Regions from separate parts of the Mus musculus genome. Here region 2 is linked to region 1. The links are chromatin contacts, found by POLR2A ChIA-PET in ENCODE. All regions are on one chromosome and are shown on one strand. The core of a region is the stretch at or near the end of the contact, and the rest is flanking DNA. Distances in the headings are between cores, read along the strand shown.

Region 1 (3,743 bases), core at 122-2,621:
GGAGGACAGATACTTAGCAGGCCTCATATAAGGGGGTGTGATGGTCTCCGGAGGAGGGGGAAGGAAGAAGACACTTCCCCTTTCAGCAACGCCCCCACCCCACCCCCATTGGTCCCTACCTCAGGCCTTAGGGGCCTGGCAAACAGGATGGAGTTGGGGGCAGGGAGAACAGGGTCAAAGCGCACACACTGGCTACGTTCAGCTTGGAGCTGACTGGGGGAAGGGGTTTTCCTCCAAGAAGTACCACCAAGCCTAGAATCAGCTCTCAACAAGGAGACTAGAAAAATCCTAGAAAAGGCTCCCATGGTTACTTTCTCCTGGAAAGTTTGTTTGGAGTGATTTCTCAACAAGAATGGGTTGCAGAAATCAAAAGATATTGCTGTTTCCCTATCAACACTCTGGAAACCACAGCTACTAAAAACTGGGCGAGTGCTTCTTAAATTTTCTCTACCGGCCCAGACTCCAGGCCAAGCCACCAGTGTCAGACATCGGTAGGGCACTCAGCCCAGACCCTTCACCAGTTCCCCAGTCACCCTATCCCACCTCCGTAGGAGAAGGCATTGACCGGCGTACACTAGAGCGGAGGGAGGCGCCACAGGTCCAGCTCGGAGCTGCAGGGCAGGGCCTCCGTCTTCCAAGCGCTCACCTGCTCTGCTCAGCAGGTGGGAATTGCGTCCCTGGGAAAATGTGCACTCGGCCCCCACAGTTTGGAAAGCTGGGCGCAGACAATAGGGCCCCACCCAGGCCTGGGGGAGTAGGGAGGGAGGGAGAGAAAGCGAGGATGACGCGTGGGGTGCGGTGAGGGTGGCCCCAAAGAGACTAGGCAGCAAGTTTCCCAAACGGTAAATTCCTGTCACCGTGAGCTCCGGGACCAGGCGGAGCGGGTCAAAGTCTGCTCGGTCAGCTCCAGGGGAGAGTCAGGGACGCCGTGTTAGGCGAGCTCTGGGGCCCTGGGGGAGGCGCGAACTCCGAGGCACCTGCCCTAGTTCCTCCCCACCCTTCTCAGACCTGCGGTTCACCGAGCCTGGAGGGGCGCTCCAACCCAGATTGCTTGTCCCAAGGGTCCCGCGCCCCGGACCCCAGCGCGCCCCCTGTCGCTGGTGTAGGATGCGCTCCCTGACACCCGCCCTCACCTGCCCTGAAACCGCTGGAACCAGCCTCCCGGCCGCTTGCTGTCCCTACTCTCCCACAGTGATTCGTACCCCGATCGGGTGTACCTGAGCGTGGAGCCGGGCTGAGCCGAATCGGGGTCGGGTCTGGCCGGGAGGGAGCCGGCGCGGGCAGCGAACTGAGCTCGGCGCACTCGGGCGGCGGCTGCTCCGGACTCTGGCCAAGGCAGCAACTCAGTAACCGAACAAAAGGCAAAGGGACCTGACAGCCAAGCCACACCTCTCGCCCCCTCGAAGCTCCGCCCCCTAGGGAGACTCCCACCCTCTGAGGCTATCTCACTGGCTGCCCAGCCTGACTATCCCATCGAGGGGCGGAGCCTCGCGCCGGGACCTCTACCACGGCCGCCTCTGTTTATGCGCTCACCATTGGCCCCAGGGACTGCCACTCGACTCTGGGGTGGACGCCAACTTGAGGTCTCATCCTCACTCTGCATCTATTGGCAAATAGAAAGTTTCTTCTTTATGATTGGACAGAGGGCTGTCAGTAAGACTAAGGAAAAAGCCAATGGATCAGGTGGGGCGTGACTTGCCCCACCCTAGCCCTGAGCAGGTAAGACTCATTATTCTCCCCTTCCCCCCCTACCTGTCCAACAGGTGAGTCAGGGGGAGGCATGGGAAAGGACTGACGCCTTCACTAGCCAGCCAACTCAGCGTCAGGCTTATTCATTCTTGCCTCAACGTAGTAATAAGATGTTTGTAAAGCATTTCATAGGCTTTGTGCTGGGTTGGGATTTTCTCCCCCCTACAAAAGATGGAGTGTTCCCTGATCCCTTCTGTTTAGAATTAGCAGGCCTGGGTTTGGGTTCTCCCCTTAATCTTTGTATGACCTTAGGCTAGTTAGTGTACCTTTCACCCTGTATCTCTTCTGTAAAGTGGGTTCATTAGCTTTATCTATCTTAGGTTGGAGAGATTAAATGAAATAAGCTTTGTAGTAGCACTTAAACAGCTGAGGAATGTCAGTATTTAAACTGTCTCAGTTCGAGACAGTTCTTAAAAAGTGCTGGAGCAGCCAGGCAGTGGTGGCACTCGAGGAGGCAGAGGCAGGCAGATCTCTGTGAGTTAAGAGGCCAGCCTGGTCTTCAAAGTGGGATCGAAATGATCCATGTTAAAAGAATATTTTTAATGGGCTTGTGTGGTGCCTCAGTTGTGCAGATGTGACCACCCGAGTCTGATACCTCATGGAGGGAGACAACAGCCAAGTCTCACAGGTTGTCCTCTGTCCTCTGATCTCCCGCCTTGGCACAAGTGCCACACACATAAAAGTAAATAAAATGTAATGCGATTTTAAAACTACGCTCCAAAGAGATCACAAGACTAGGAAATATGGTACACTCTAAACTCCGACACCTTCTTTCTTTTTTTTTTTTTTTTGTTTTTGTTTTTGTTTTTGTTTTTCCAGACAGAGTTTCTCTGTATAGCCCTGGCTATCCTGGAACTCACTTTGTAGACCAGGCTGGCCTCGAACCCAGAAATCCACCTGCCTCTGCCTCCCGAGTGCTGGGATTAAAGGCGTGCGCCACCACGCCTGGGCCGACACCTTCTTTCAAGTCCCAGAGCAGAAGGGTCAGTGTGTTTTGGGGGTGGGGCGGGGGGGGGCTGGATACTGCTCCAGGGAGAAACAGACAAAGGAGATTAAATAATGATGTAAGGAAACTTTGACGGATTTGGGGGAAAATCAGACATTAGATGGAAAGAAAGGGAGCAGAGGTCTAAACCAAAGCGAGGCAGCAAGCCCCTTCAGAGTAGACAAGGCTGTTGAGCCATCCAAAAGAACTCAGTAGGTGGCCTAAGGAGCCGTGGGTATTTCTTCCTGTGGTTGATGACTGCTGTTGCGGCTGTAACATGAACCCAAGGCATGAACCAAGGTACTGAGTACCAACTGTATGCTGGGTGCCAGCCTAGACCTTGGCTGCACAGAAAATTTAAAGTATCCTAACTCTCAGAGAGCGTACAGAGTGACAAGAGGAAACAGCTTGTGTGGGTGGGAGTTGGGGGAGTGGCTGTTTAGAAAAGGACTTCCTGAAAGCGCGCACACATACACGCACACACACACACACACACACACAAACACACACACACACACACACACACGCAGGCACGCACACACATGCACCAGAGCTTACGGGCTAAAATAATTCCAGATGAAGATATCCTAACAGTATCTTTGACCACATTCCCCCAGTAGAGAAAGGAACGAGGCCTAACTTGTTGTCTTCCCGCCAATAAGTCTTCCTGGAAGGGAGAGGAAGATAGCAGCATCCCTAATCCAGTTGTAGGTGCACATGGCAAGTTGCCAGGACCGCTCCCCTCCACTGTTTCCCTGACTCCCACCCCTGCTAGCTTACCTGGGGATCTTTATCTCTATCTCATCCATGAGCCCACCTGCCTACTTGCCACACTCCACAGTGATCAGCCCAGGCCTCAGGAAGACTTCACCGTCCCAAGCTGCAGCCTCTGCAAGGGTTCCATCTTCATCCATTCCTCCCACCCAGTCACACATCCCTTCCAAACCCCTTGAAGGTTTCTCTGCCGCCTTTCTCCTCACTTCAGCCAATTGGCAGCAGGGGAAGGCTA
Region 2 (3,935 bases), core at 988-3,487, 43 kb after region 1:
CCACGTGTAAGAGCCTAGCCTGGCTCTGCTCTAAGAAAAACCACTCAGGGCACAAGCCTGGGACCGAGTAAATCAAAGCCAAGCTTCTAGAGTTGGCGTCTCAGTGTTGTGCACACCCTACGGCAATGGATTCACATCCATTCGGAAGATTCTCCGAATCTGCTCCCTTATCAGAAAGTGACATCATCAAGAACATGGCATAAAATGGGGCAAAGAGCTTGGGACAAAGTCTCTATAAAACCAACACCTGCAACTCCATCAAATGACCCTGGGGCAAACGGTTCACCCTCTTTAAGCACCTGTTTTCTCACATGTTAGACAAAGACAGTAATATGGTAGGTAGTTCTCTCTACCTTTGGGAGCAGAGGGTTGTTCAGTTAGATCTGGCATCCAAGTCTCGTGCAAACCCCATAGAGAGCAGTAAGCATAGTGCTCACACACAAACTACCCATCACTGTGTCTCAGCCAATAAGGAAAAGCTGTCCTCATGGATTAAGACTAGATCCAGGGGCTGGAGAGATGGATCCGCAGTTAAGAGCACTGACTGCTCTTCCAGAGGGCTGGAGTTCAGTTCTTAGTTCCTACATCAGGCAATTCACGACTCTAAACTCCTGTGACCTCCAAGGGTATCTGTATGTCTATGTACCCCACTCACACACATACACTTTAAAATAATAAAAATAAACCCAATAAGAAAACCATATCTCCTTTACTGTAACAACTTTTAAAAAAGAATGATGGAAGAACAAAACCAAGTGAAACTAAGGAGCAAATCCAGAGTGTCTCGAATGGTTGATAAGCTTCCTCTGACCCAGACTCCCTCTGTTTTTGAGATAAGGTCTTCCTATCTATCCTTGTCTGGCTGAGACTTAATATGTAGAGCAGGTTGGCCTCGAACTCACAGAGATCTGCTGCCTCTGCCTTCTGAGTGCTGGGATTAAAGGTGTGCGCCACCAACACCCATGCAGCTTCCTTTTCCTTGCCTAAGTGACCTTGAACTCTTTCTGGAATCCAGGCAGCCTCTGAACTTGGGATCCTCCTGTCTCAGCCTCTGGGATTACAGGTCTCCCCACACTGTGTTTAAGGAACGGAGTTTCTTAAGATTTCAGTCCTGGACGCTGTGGTTCAACCCCAGAAGCATACCACAGCCATGTTTGAGCAAAGAAGGGAATGACCCACCTCTTTGCGACAATCCTCACTGATAATTTTGCTGTTATCCAGAATATCTGAAAAAAGAAAACACACACACACACAAGACTCCCTTTATTTGCTCCATAGCAGTTGTCATCTTGAGCCCTACAAGGAAAGCTAAAATGTGACTTACTGTGGGAAGAAGGGCATCGCTGTCCATTGTAAGCAAATCTGCTCAGGGTCATGTCAAAATCGGAAATCACCTAAGAGACAAAGGGCGGATGATGGTGGTTGACTAGGTTGACTGACTAGGTTGACTAGGTTGACTGACTAGGTTGACTAGGTTGACTAGGTACTGGTCTATCCTGGCCCTTGCCTCAGCCTGGGGTAGCGGAGGAAGTCTAACCAAGCTGCAGCAAAGCCTTTGCAAGGTTAGGGAGAGACAGAAGAAAGAAGGAAAAAAGTGACATCCTGTGTCAGGACACGAGTTAACCCTGAAGAAAACAAAGTCCCCCAAATGTGGGGGTGACTTTCTGTGGCATCTTTATACACTGGTTCTTTCTTAAGGTGCCTTCCGACCTTTGTGGATCTCCCTTATCTTCGACTGGGGGAGGGAGGGGGGCCTCCACCCACTTGCTTTCTAAAACCAAGCGGCAGGAAAAGGGTCACATCTGACTACTCTGAAAGTTGGCTACTGGGGGAGGTAGGCTCTTTCCCGAGGTGAACCAATCTGTTTGTCCATGACCACCCTAGGGCGCAGGCTCGCAGAGCGCGAACCCCAGTTGGCGGGAAGGCCGCAGGGCAGGCACCCTCCCGCCCTACCCCAAGCCCCGGTACCTGCAGGCGGTCTCCTCCGCCCCTGCGAAGGGCGCCCACAATTTCCTGCACCCGTCCGGGCTGCCGCATCAGGACCGTGGCCTTCATCAGGCTGCTTACCTGTCGTGAGACCCAAGAGACCCGCTGACCCGAGAGCCGCGATGGGCATCAGGACAGCTGGGTCTCTCCGCACCCGCGATCCCGCCACGCGGGACCGTCCCCGCCCGTGGCCTCACCTCCTCCGCCATCACGCCGCTGGCCTGGTGGGCGGCCCCGAAGACAGCGCCCGCCTTACAGCCACACTGCGCAGGCGTCGCCTCGCACTAGTCGCGTCGGTCTAGGAGCTGCAGGCCGTTTCCAGGCTGGCTCCGGATACTGGCAGGAGAAGCAAGAGTGGGGAGTGCGGGGGTGTGTGGGGGAAGATGGTCTACTGTGTGTGGGGGTGGGGGAACGTTGGGGGGCGAGGGGGGGGAGTACCAAGACGCTGGGGTCCTGTATGTGGGCTGGCTGTCATGAGGCTTTGGTGTGTATGGGCGCCTGTCACTCACTCTTTCTGGAACACAAATGCAATCTTTACTGGGGTTGGGGGTCACTGCTTAGTGAGAGAGTTCTTGCCTGCAGGTATGAGGCCCTGAATTTCATCCCCTGCATTGCAAAGAACAACCCACTAGGTATTCAAGTGCATTTTGGACAGGGGGTGTATCCAGGAGACACTTCCCTAACTGGCTCTTCATCAGCACCACAAGCAAAGTAAGGCAGTAAGGCATCTCAGGGGCTGGAAGACCCTGGCCAGCATGATATTTGATCAGCTCTGCTTCTGCCTCTGCACCCATGGGGAGCCCAGAGAGAGCTTTGGAAGGATGCTGCAGGGAGGTGGGGACCCAACCTGAAGATGCAACAAGCAGCAGACTCAGTAAAGGCTCAATTGTGTTGGTGGTCACAGTTCTGCCCTAGGTCTGAGGTCGAGGAAAGAGATGTGGGGTGGTCTACCTGTATGTTCTGGGGGGAGGGGGAGGAAAAGAAGGGGCAAGAAGGGGGTTCCAGAACCTGAGAGCACAATCCTGAGTGATCTCACTGCCCAGGATTCTGGAACTTGGGCTGCCTGATGGTCCCTATATGAAAGATGTAGTAGGGAAAAGGAGCGACAGCTGGCTAAAGGGGCCCCCCATAACCCTCCCCAACACCCCAGGAGAGCAGCCTCTCTCCCCTGGTCCCAAGGAGCCATGGAGATGGAGAGCACCGCTGCCTCCACCCGGTTCCACCAGCCTCACATGGAAAGAAAGATGAGTGCAATGACCTGTGAGATCTTCAACGAGCTCCGGCTTGAGGGCAAGCTCTGCGACGTGGTCATCAAAGTCAATGGCTTCGAGTTCAATGCCCACAAGAACATCCTCTGTAGCTGCAGCTCCTACTTTAGGTACACCGGAGGGGGGGGGGGAAGCTGAGCCGTGTCTCCCATCACTGAGGCTCTGTGTTTGTTTATAACTGGTTTGAGCTGTTCTCAAGTCTAAGCTTTGTAGGTTGACAGCATGCCATTGCAGCGTTAAAAAAAAAAGTTGGACAGACCTGATCCTACACTCTAGATAAGGCTCCGAAAGGACCAGTTTATAATCCAGGCATAGTGGCTCAGGCCTGTAATCCCAGCAACTGGAGAGGCTGAGGCAGGAGAATCAGTAGTTCAAGGGCAGCCTGGGCTATAGAGAATCTATTTCTAAAACAAACAAACAAACAAAAAAACCAAAACAACAACAACAGGAAGATAGTAAATATCTTTTTTTTAAAGTTTGTATTTATTCATTTATTTTATAGATGGATATCTTGCCTGCATGTATGTCTGTCTGGGCCACATACATGATGCGCCTGAAGAGGCCATAAGGGGACATTGGGTCCCCTGGGACAGGCATTGCAGACTGTTGTCAGCTACCATGTAGGTGTTTGGCATGGAACCTCGTGTTCTGTTGAAAAGAGACCCATCTCTACAGCTCCAA

Evidence for each region. ChIA-PET counts read pairs that join two places held with the same protein, here RNA polymerase II (POLR2A).
Region 2: POLR2A ChIA-PET joins it to region 1 with 14 read pairs in Patski. The contact joins the promoter of Nt5c3b here to the promoter of Jup in region 1. POLR2A ChIA-PET finds 5 or more read pairs at or near these places in 3 of 5 experiments (Patski and embryonic stem cell).

The regions. Positions count from the first base shown.
Region 1 is chr11:100,396,419-100,400,161 of GRCm38, forward strand. Jup (junction plakoglobin) reads right to left here and starts at 1,372. Exons shown (of 14, transcript NM_010593.2): 1 at 1,218-1,372. It overlaps Gm12348 (predicted gene 12348), which reads left to right and starts at 1,698. Exons shown (of 4, transcript NR_132425.1): 1 at 1,698-1,719.
Region 2 is chr11:100,438,861-100,442,795 of GRCm38, forward strand. Nt5c3b (5'-nucleotidase, cytosolic IIIB) reads right to left here and starts at 2,238. Exons shown (of 9, transcript NM_001102650.2): 1 at 2,184-2,238; 2 at 1,969-2,067; 3 at 1,325-1,394; 4 at 1,180-1,226. The coding sequence starts at 2,195. Klhl10 (kelch-like 10) reads left to right here and starts at 3,064. Exons shown (of 5, transcript NM_025727.3): 1 at 3,064-3,364. The coding sequence starts at 3,171.